2 separate regions of the Homo sapiens genome follow, and region 2 is linked to region 1. A link is an interaction called in ENCODE POLR2A ChIA-PET data of the cell type or tissue named here. Cell type or tissue: Caco-2. All regions are shown on one strand. Each heading gives the region's core, and the rest is flanking DNA. Links, peaks and the distances in the headings are about the cores only.

The links. Peaks named below come from ENCODE experiments on the same cell type or tissue, not always from the same donor. Only the 100,000 strongest peaks of a DNase experiment are listed, where the experiment ranks them.
Region 2: POLR2A ChIA-PET joins it to region 1 with 5 read pairs; 6 of 35 experiments call an interaction of 5 or more read pairs at or near these places.

What each region holds. Positions count from the first base shown.
Region 1 is chr17:50,520,826-50,525,206 of GRCh38, reverse strand. MYCBPAP (MYCBP associated protein) reads right to left here. Exons shown (of 19, transcript NM_032133.6): 8 at 3,982-4,097; 9 at 3,776-3,891; 10 at 3,126-3,234; 11 at 2,079-2,268; 12 at 1,423-1,610; 13 at 184-330. Among named protein-coding and RNA genes, the nearest start is that of EPN3, 9.7 kb to the left of the region's middle. In Caco-2, for the core only: no CTCF peak of the experiment used is centred there; a DNase peak (open chromatin) is centred at 1,786.
Region 2 is chr17:50,466,041-50,470,421 of GRCh38, reverse strand. The region is part of intron 10 of ACSF2 (acyl-CoA synthetase family member 2); the gene reads right to left. CHAD (chondroadherin) reads left to right here and starts at 1,542. Exons shown (of 4, transcript NM_001267.3): 1 at 1,542-2,382. The coding sequence starts at 1,609. RefSeq lists enhancers at 669-1,626, 1,627-2,585. In Caco-2, for the core only: no CTCF peak of the experiment used is centred there; DNase peaks (open chromatin) are centred at 526, 2,135, 2,381 and 2,946.

The DNA.
Region 1 (4,381 bases), core at 1-4,000:
CGCAGTTCACAATGGGATTCGTGCTCCTATGAGAATCTAATGCCACCGCTGATCTGACAGGAGGCAGAGCTCAGGCAGTAATGCTGGCTCACCCACTGCTCACCTGCCGCTGTGCGGCCTGCGGGTTGGGGACCCTTGACGCAGGGCACACATGAGGGGGCAGGGGCTGGCGCTGGGCCTCACCGGAGGATTTCTGTGCCGGAACAAGTCTTCCTCGGTGAGATAGGCATCCACAGGTGATGGTGTGCGCTCCGGGGTCAAGACCCCCATCAGCAGCTCCTGCAGCACTTCGCGAACGACGGTGACTGCCTCATGGGCAGTCAGCTTGCTCTGCAAAAGGGAAGGTGGCAGAGGATGGCAGCCCAGGCTATCAAAACCAATGCATCCTTCAGGAAGTTGGAGCCCCCAGGACTTTGTGCCTTCCTAGGGTCTGAGTTCCTGCCATTGTCTCTCTCTCTCTCTCTCTCTCACACACACACACACACACACACACACGCCTGTTCTAAGACCTGAAAACCTCTGAGTCTCTCCAGACATCCTTGTTCCCTAAAAATGGATGAAAAGGATCCAGAGGAGGGCCAGTTCCAGTGACAGCTGCTGCTGCCTGGGGCCTGGTGGTCACACAGTTAGCATGTCACCAGATTAGGAAGAAGGGGCAGGGCACATAGTGGGGGTGCTTCTGAGGATGGTGGTGAACCTTCATCAGGCTTCAGTGAGTGTCACAGAAACACGGGAGGGGCGCCTTGTGTGAGACATGGGTTGTACAGTCAATGAGTAAAGCAAGCATGACATTGTCAAAATTACCTTTGATCACCACTGGCTGAGCCCCACATGAAGGAGCCGGCCTTGTGATTGGGGGCCACAATGAATAAAAAAGCACAGCTTTCCACCAAATCCCAGGATGCACGGCTCAAATGGCCACACTGTGAAACTGACTGCGGACGACAGATTCCAAGCTCCCACCTCACACTCACTCGAGTTGTCAGCTGATTGAGTGGGACGGTGGGCAGACTCATGCTGCTATGTATTAATTAATTATTCTCCCTGGTTTTGAAGTCTTGTCGCTTAAATGCAACTCCACTGTGTAGTACCAGACAGCGATGAACAAAACACAGACCAGTACATAGGGCCACACATTGTACTTTACAGTCTGCCTCTTAAGGCTCAGTCTAATTTCTTTCTAACTCAGTGGGGCCATGCATGGCATTGCTGCAAGCTGCTCCATGCCTGCCTAGCCAGCGCACCCATCTTTTAAATCACAAGCCCTGGGAAGTGTTTGTGGAGCAAGAGTAGTTACCTGTTTGCTAAAAATCCAATTCTCCTCTTAGGCTGGGAGAAATATGATCCCTTCAGTCACTGCCAGGAAGAACACCAGGATACCCTACCTGATGTCCACAGGGGCCATGGTCCTGGGTCCCTTACCTCCAGTACTTTCCTCTCATCCTCAAAAACGTCCTGGGTCAGGGAGACCGCGTGGAGATTGACCTGCAGTATAGCACCTCCTAATAGAGTAGGATGGGTTCGAAACTCCCAAAATTCCCTGAAGACCCCAGCAGTCAAAGACTTGAAGAAGAAGGTAAATGTTTTAATTTCTCCAGGCAGAATCACACCTGAGAGGGACAGAGACCCGAGGTTTTCAACATGCAGGAGCTGGCTGAGCCCCAGGCCTACATGCTCCTACATGCAGTTAACTGAGTCCCAGGCCAGGTGGCTGGCCAACCATCCCAGTTTGCCCAGGGCTGAGAGGTTTCCTGGAATGTGGGAATTTGAGTGCTAAAGTCCCAGGCAAACAGAGACAGCTGGCCATCCTAGCCCCAGGCCTGTGCACCTAGATAACTGAGCCCCTAGAACGCTTCTGCTCCCTGGTGGCTCACCTCCCCAGGTTCTCAAGTTCCATCAGTCTCTCAACAGACATGAGTAGTCAGGCCACACATTTCACAGAAGGAATGAGAGGGACAAGGCAGGGAAGCAGGGCTCAAACTTACAGGAGCTGGGCCATAACTAAACTTTGATGTCTCACGGAGGACAAAACCAGCCCCAGACAGGAGCTAGCACATAGGGTGGCTTCTCCCGAGTACCTTCCCGGTTGTCAAAGTAAAATCGCTGCATCCTGTTTTTCTTAAGGTCTTGGAAAGTGTCCGGCTGGTGCTGCCGTCGCCAGTCATACCAAATGGCCACGGTGCCATTATTGACCACAGTCAGTTCTGAGGAGGTTTTCTCGCCTTCTAGGGTTTCAAAGGTCAAGTGAGCAGCAATCCCAACCTGCCTCTGGAAGGAGGAGGGACAAGAAATGTCTTTGCTGCAAACCCTGGCCTAGAGTGAACAACTCATCTGGTCTGCCCAGGACTTTTCTGGCTTTAGCACTGCAAGTCTCGTGTCCCAGGCCTCCAGGGCTTGGCCACTGTCACACAGAGTGGTATCCTACTCCAGCGTGGTTGTCTCTGAGGTTACCCTCAATAGCAAGAAGAGAAGATAAAACAAATATATATATATATATTTTTTTTTTTTTTTTGAGACAGAGTTTCGCTCTTGTCACCTAGGTTGGAGTGCAATGGCGTGATCTCAGCTCACTGCAACCCCCGCCTCCCGGGTTCAAGCGATTCTCCTGCCTCAGCTTTCCAAGTAGCAGGGATTACAGGTGCCCACCACCACGCCCTGCTATTTTGTATTTTTAGTAGAGATGGGGTTTCACCATGCTGGCCAGGGCTGGTCTTGAACTCCTGATGTCAGGTGATCCACCCACGTCAGCCTCCCAAAGTGCTGGGATTACAGGCGTGAGCCTCTGCGCCTGGCCAGATAAAATATATTTTATATCCAATGAACACTTCTATTCCTTAGCATCTGAAGAATATTTTGGAACCTTCTTAGAGCCATACCTACTTGAGTTTGCTTGTTTACATGCTTGGGGGCTGGGTATAAGCCCCAAGTGGCTTATGACACTCGCAGCCTTGTGATTTTATTCTTGCTCAAGTCAGTGTTGCTGTCACCATTTTCAGACGTGCTGAATGCACGACCAGATAAAAACCCAAACAGGAGACTGTGCAGGCTGCTGGTAACTGCCAGTCACCTCAGGGCTGCACCCCTGAGGGAGGCTCTCCCAGCAGGTGTGGTGGAGGCTGTTTTACCTTGTCCTGTGGATTACTGCCTCTGATCCAGCAAGCTGGCTTCCCACAGAACAGCAGAGAAGGGCCGAGAATAGGCATGGAGACATCAGAGGAACTGGCCAATGTGCCTCTGTAAGAAAAGCCAATGACTTATTTTCTCTTAGGCTGCCACAGTCATGCCATGTGGAACCCCACAGAAACGGTCACCAGGAAGCCTAGAAACACAACCAGCTCTACCCTGCAATGGAGTATGATCAACTCCACTCCCACGCAGCTTCCTCCTGACCCATTGCTGTAGATGGGAGATTCTTAGAAACACACAGACTCTTTAAGCCCTCTTGCCAGAGCCACTCACAGTACACAGAAATACACAGACTCTCCATGCCAGAGGCATTCAAGATGCATAGCAGTGGGAGGGTCTAGAGAGCCCTCAGTTGACCAGCAAGGGAATGTCTGGGAAATCCCCATTAGGAGTTGGTTATTGGAAAGGAGCAGATGGCAATAGGAAAGCCAGCACAGGTGCTGGAATGGGTTCAAGGAGTGGGTGGCAACCACTGGACAGAAGCTAGGCTAGAGGCACCCTGATCTCAGGGAGGGAAGCCCGCTCTTTAATACTGGTAGGTGCTGGAGAACTCTTCAGCCTCTCTCCCCAGGGTTCAGGCTGCACTCACAAGTATGCTGTGTCTTCAGAGGAGCTTCCCTGACTTCTTTCAAACACTGTGTAGTCTTCCACAGTAACAGCCGAGAAGGGCCACCCTTTGCCCACCACCTCCAGGCCATCAATATCCTCCGAGAGATGGAGAAAGGTAAGATGAGCTGACTGAAGACAGGCATCGCCCCAAGGGGCTTCTGACTGGGGCATGGAGGCCATACCAACCTGCTGGCTGAAATCCAGCTCTTCCATGATTCTCTGCAGCTCCTTGCGTCGGTAGATCAGAAACAGACTCCGATCCCAGGTGTAGCGGTATGAAGCGTCCCTCTGGGCTGGTAATCCTAGCATGAGGTCCAAGGACCCTCAGCACAGGCTGCTGCCATGTCCCCTTGCTCACCCACTTCTCAAGGGCTCTGAGAGTGCCTATCCCAACACCATTTCTAGGAAGGACTAAAAATACAGCTTCCCTGTGGCAGCTAGACTCCCGTTCTCCTGTCCTATACCTCCTCAGCAGCCCTACACAAGACTCCTGAAAAATTAGCTTCCAAATAGCCAAATCTTTGGATTATAATAAAAATAATAACAGCAGCTACCTTTTATTGAGTGCTTAACAATGAGCCAGAAC
Region 2 (4,381 bases), core at 99-4,098, 55 kb after region 1:
AAACCAGTGGTACCCCCACCCCACCTCCCCCATTTCCAGTGGTTGGAAAGCCTGAGCAACAGAAAAACCAGAAGCCAGCCTTGGAGAAGCCTAAATACCATCAAGGAATGGTCTAGGCCAAGTATGACCCTCCTATCCTAGAGGCAAGGGGCAGAGAGGTTTGGGAAAAGGGCAGGCCCTGGAAACCAGGCCCCAACACGAGGGTACTGGGTAAGGGAAGAGAGGCTAGTTACCCCGTATCCTAGGTCCCCTTTAATCAACGGATACCAGATCTCATCCATCCTCCTCCCTGCACCAAGCTTCCCCCATATCAGCTGCTCTGGCTCTGGCACGGCTGGGGTTTGGTTCAATGTGGGTTCTGGTTTCTCCTTCCACCCCTCATCACAGACAATATCCTGTGCCAGGCAGCTTGGAGCTCACCCTGAGGCCAGAGCTGTGACCCTGCCTGCTCACCCTCCCCTTTCCACAGGAATCCGGACATCGTGGCTGGCAAGTGGGCACACAGAAATCTGGCGGGCTGGGGCGGGACTGCCCACAGAACTTAGGGTCTGGCAGCCAGAGCCGTCCAGGGCTGGTCCCTCGACCTGCCCCACCCCCTCCCGCACCCCTCCTCACAGTCCTGGGGCCACCGCCCGAATGTGGCATCTGCCAAGTACACCTCGGCGCCACTCAGCCGCCACCCTGAGACCCCTCAGGGGCGGGTCCTGACCACTAGGGTTGGGGATGAGGGATGGAGATATTTCGGGGCGATGAAGGAGGGGGGATGGTGCGACTGTGCTTGTGGCCTGTGGTTTCCAGGTGTGTTTGCCATTCCTGTGGGCCACTCTCCCCCACTTCCCACTTCTCTGCTTAGCCTTCAGCGGTGGAAAAAGGGGATGAGGGCGCCGGCGACAGAAACGCAAGCGGGGTTGGAAGAGAGGGGTGGGGGCGCGCCCGAGGGTGGGGAAGGAGCTCGGGTCTACCCAGGGCCAGCTTCGGCGCGTCGAGTCTGAAGTGGGAGACCGACGCCGGGGCGGCTCTCACGCTCGGCAGGCGCCGCACAAGCGCCCCTTTAAAGCGCAGGCAGCTGGCCCACCGCAGGGAGACGCATCCAGCTGTCCGGCCCCGCTTCCTCCCGCCTCGCATCCAGGGCACCCGGCCGAGCGTGTGTGGATGGCGCGGCGTGGAGGCTCAAACCTGAGCAAACAAATAAGTTGAGGGAACGCCTCCCTCTCTCCGATGTAAACTCGGGGCTCCAGACATAACTATTCCCCCTTCCCAGAAAAGCCCCGGGAAAGGCGGTAGGCAGAGGAGCACCATAGGAGAGCGGGGGGCTACAGCCGGGGCTCAGGGCTCGGGGCTCGGGGGCCACGGTCCCACCCCCTCATGCACGGTAGCCGGCTGGGGGAACGGCCCCGCCCCCTTCCCCGTGGAGGGCGGGGGCGCATCTCTGGGCGCGAGCGAGTTAAGCCCAGTGGCCTCGATGCTCCACGTAGGAGCTGGCTCGGCTGCCGGCTGCGGTCAGGGCCACCGTATAAAGAGGGCGGCAGACCCGAGCGCCTAGGACTCGCCGCTGCCCGCGCCCCGCCGCCGCTGCTGCCCCCAGCCCCGGCCCCAGGCGTCCCAGCCATGGTCCGCCCAATGCTCTTGCTCAGCCTCGGCCTCCTGGCTGGTCTGCTGCCGGCGCTGGCCGCCTGCCCCCAGAACTGCCACTGCCACAGCGACCTGCAGCACGTCATCTGCGACAAGGTGGGGCTGCAGAAGATCCCCAAGGTGTCAGAGAAGACCAAGCTGCTCAACCTACAGCGCAACAACTTCCCGGTGCTGGCTGCCAATTCGTTCCGGGCCATGCCGAACCTCGTGTCATTGCACCTGCAGCACTGCCAGATCCGCGAGGTGGCCGCCGGTGCCTTCCGCGGCCTCAAGCAACTTATCTACTTGTACCTGTCCCATAACGACATCCGCGTGCTGCGCGCAGGTGCCTTCGACGACCTGACCGAGCTGACCTACCTCTACCTGGACCACAACAAGGTCACTGAGCTGCCCCGGGGGTTGCTCTCCCCGCTGGTCAACCTCTTCATCTTGCAGCTCAACAACAACAAGATCCGTGAGCTGCGCGCAGGCGCCTTCCAGGGAGCCAAGGACCTGCGCTGGCTCTACCTGTCGGAAAACGCGTTGAGCTCCCTGCAGCCCGGGGCCCTGGACGACGTGGAGAACCTCGCCAAATTCCACGTGGACAGGAACCAGCTGTCCAGCTACCCCTCAGCTGCCCTGAGCAAGCTACGGGTGGTGGAGGAGCTGAAGCTGTCCCACAACCCCCTGAAAAGCATCCCGGACAATGCCTTCCAGTCCTTTGGCAGATACCTGGAGACCCTCTGGCTGGACAACACCAACCTGGAGAAGGTGAGCTCCTGGCTGTGGGCTCTGCCCTGGTTCCTTCTTCCCTTCCTGGAGGCCCCAGGAGCCAGGGCCACAGCTGGCACCATCCCCCGTCCCCAGGTTCCCTGTCCCTCTGGCTATCTCCAAGGTGAGCAGCTCTGCCACCTCCCTTCCTCGCCTTGTCACATCCCTACCCTAATCCCTGTCTGCTGCCAGTCTCGACCACTGCCCTCCTAGGATTCTTACATATAAAAGGAGTGGGACTGCCCTGGCCCCACAAAAGGCCCCCTAGGGCCATCTCCAGTGCTTCCAAACCCCCAACTGTGAGCAGCAGCCACCTCTTCCTGTTGGGCCTTCCACCCCTCCTCTGCTGTTTTTCCCGTCTCCAGTAAACCTACCACCCCATAAAGGAAGGTTTGTTTATTGAGGAGCCTTCCAGAGGAGCTGGGCAGATCAGGCCCACAAAGAGACCCTGTTCCTGGTGGGGGCTGTGCATGTGTGCTAAGGGGGAGTGGGGGACTGGGGAGTGAGGGGAAGCAAATGCCTGAGGAAGACATTCTCCATGCCCCATAGAGGCCCTGGTGGATGGCCCTGCCCAATCCACACAGACACAATTCACTGCATTCTCAAGTCCATTGCAGCTCAGTAGGCGTGGGACCAAGGGCTCCCCCAGGATGCAAGCATCGTGCCCATGGGCTCCGTGAAGGGGCAAAGGCAAGACCACTATTGTCAATCCTTGGCCCAAGACCCCAGGTGTCTCTCCACAGAGAAGACTGGCGTGACTCACTGTCTCCAGACTGCTAACTGCCCTTTGCCCTCCTCCGTCACTAGACCCATCTCCTGTCTGCATCCTCACTCATTCCTTTCTCCCCTGGGGTGCCCAGTGTCTGGCCAGGTGGGGCTACCTTGGATCAGAGCAGAATCCCTTCTCTGGGACTGGAAAAATCACCCTGGTACAGGGGCTTCAGCCAGGAGGTTTGGGTGGGGAACCAACAAGGTAGAGGAGAGTCTGGTTACTGGAGACCTTCATACCTCAATGTGGGCCACAGGAAAGGGTGCGGGTGTGGAGATGTGGGCAGAATCTCACTTGGGCAGCAGCCAACCTTTGTCTGGGTGGAAGGAGCCTGCTCAAGCCTGCCCTTCTTCAGCCCTGCCTCTCCCCAGCTGAAGTTGGAGTCCCCTGTGGCCCACCAGTGCCAGAGTGGTCTTTCAGTGGGCAGCAGAGCAGCGAATTAGGGGCTGGTTTGGGGCAGGGGAGGCCAGACAGGAATTGTGGCGCCTGGGCAAAGGTGTGGGCACCAATAGAACATTTCCTCTGGAGCCGTCCAACCTGGCCAAAGGCTCCACCAAGGTGGCTTCACAAATAGCGTCTGGCTGGCAGTGGGGGAGCAGTGAGGACAGAGCTGAGGGAAGTCCTGGGACCCTGGGACTGTGGGGAGCCTGGGCCCACTGCCCACTCCACCAAGCACAGACCAAGTTCACCGTGTACCAGTTTGGATTGCTGGGGCCAAACTCTGGCAGCCCCACAGTCCCAGTGTTTGTGCAGGGATTGTGGTGCCAGGGGAAGAGGAGCTGGGTGTGGTCCTGTGGCTACTGTTTACCCACTGCTGTGACCCAGGGCAAAGGACTGCGCTTTTTCCGTTTCCCCATTTGCATATTGAAAATAACACCACCTGGCTGGGCGTGGTGGCTCACGCCTGTAATCCCAGCACTTTGGGAGGCTGAGGCGGGTAGATCACGAGGTCAGGAGATCGAGACCATCCTGGCTAACATGGTGAAACTGCGTCTCTACTAAAAAAATACAAAAAAATTAGCCGGGCATGGTGGCGGGCACTTGTAGTCCCAGCTACTCAGGAGGCTGAGGCCGGAGAATGGCGTGAACCCGGGAGGCGGAGCTTGCAGTGAGCTGAGATCGTGCCACTGTGCTCCAGCCTGGGCAACACAGTGAGACTCCATCTCAAAAAAAAAAAAAGGAAAAAAAAAAAAAAAAGAAAATAACACCATCTGTCTCAAAGGGGGTTGT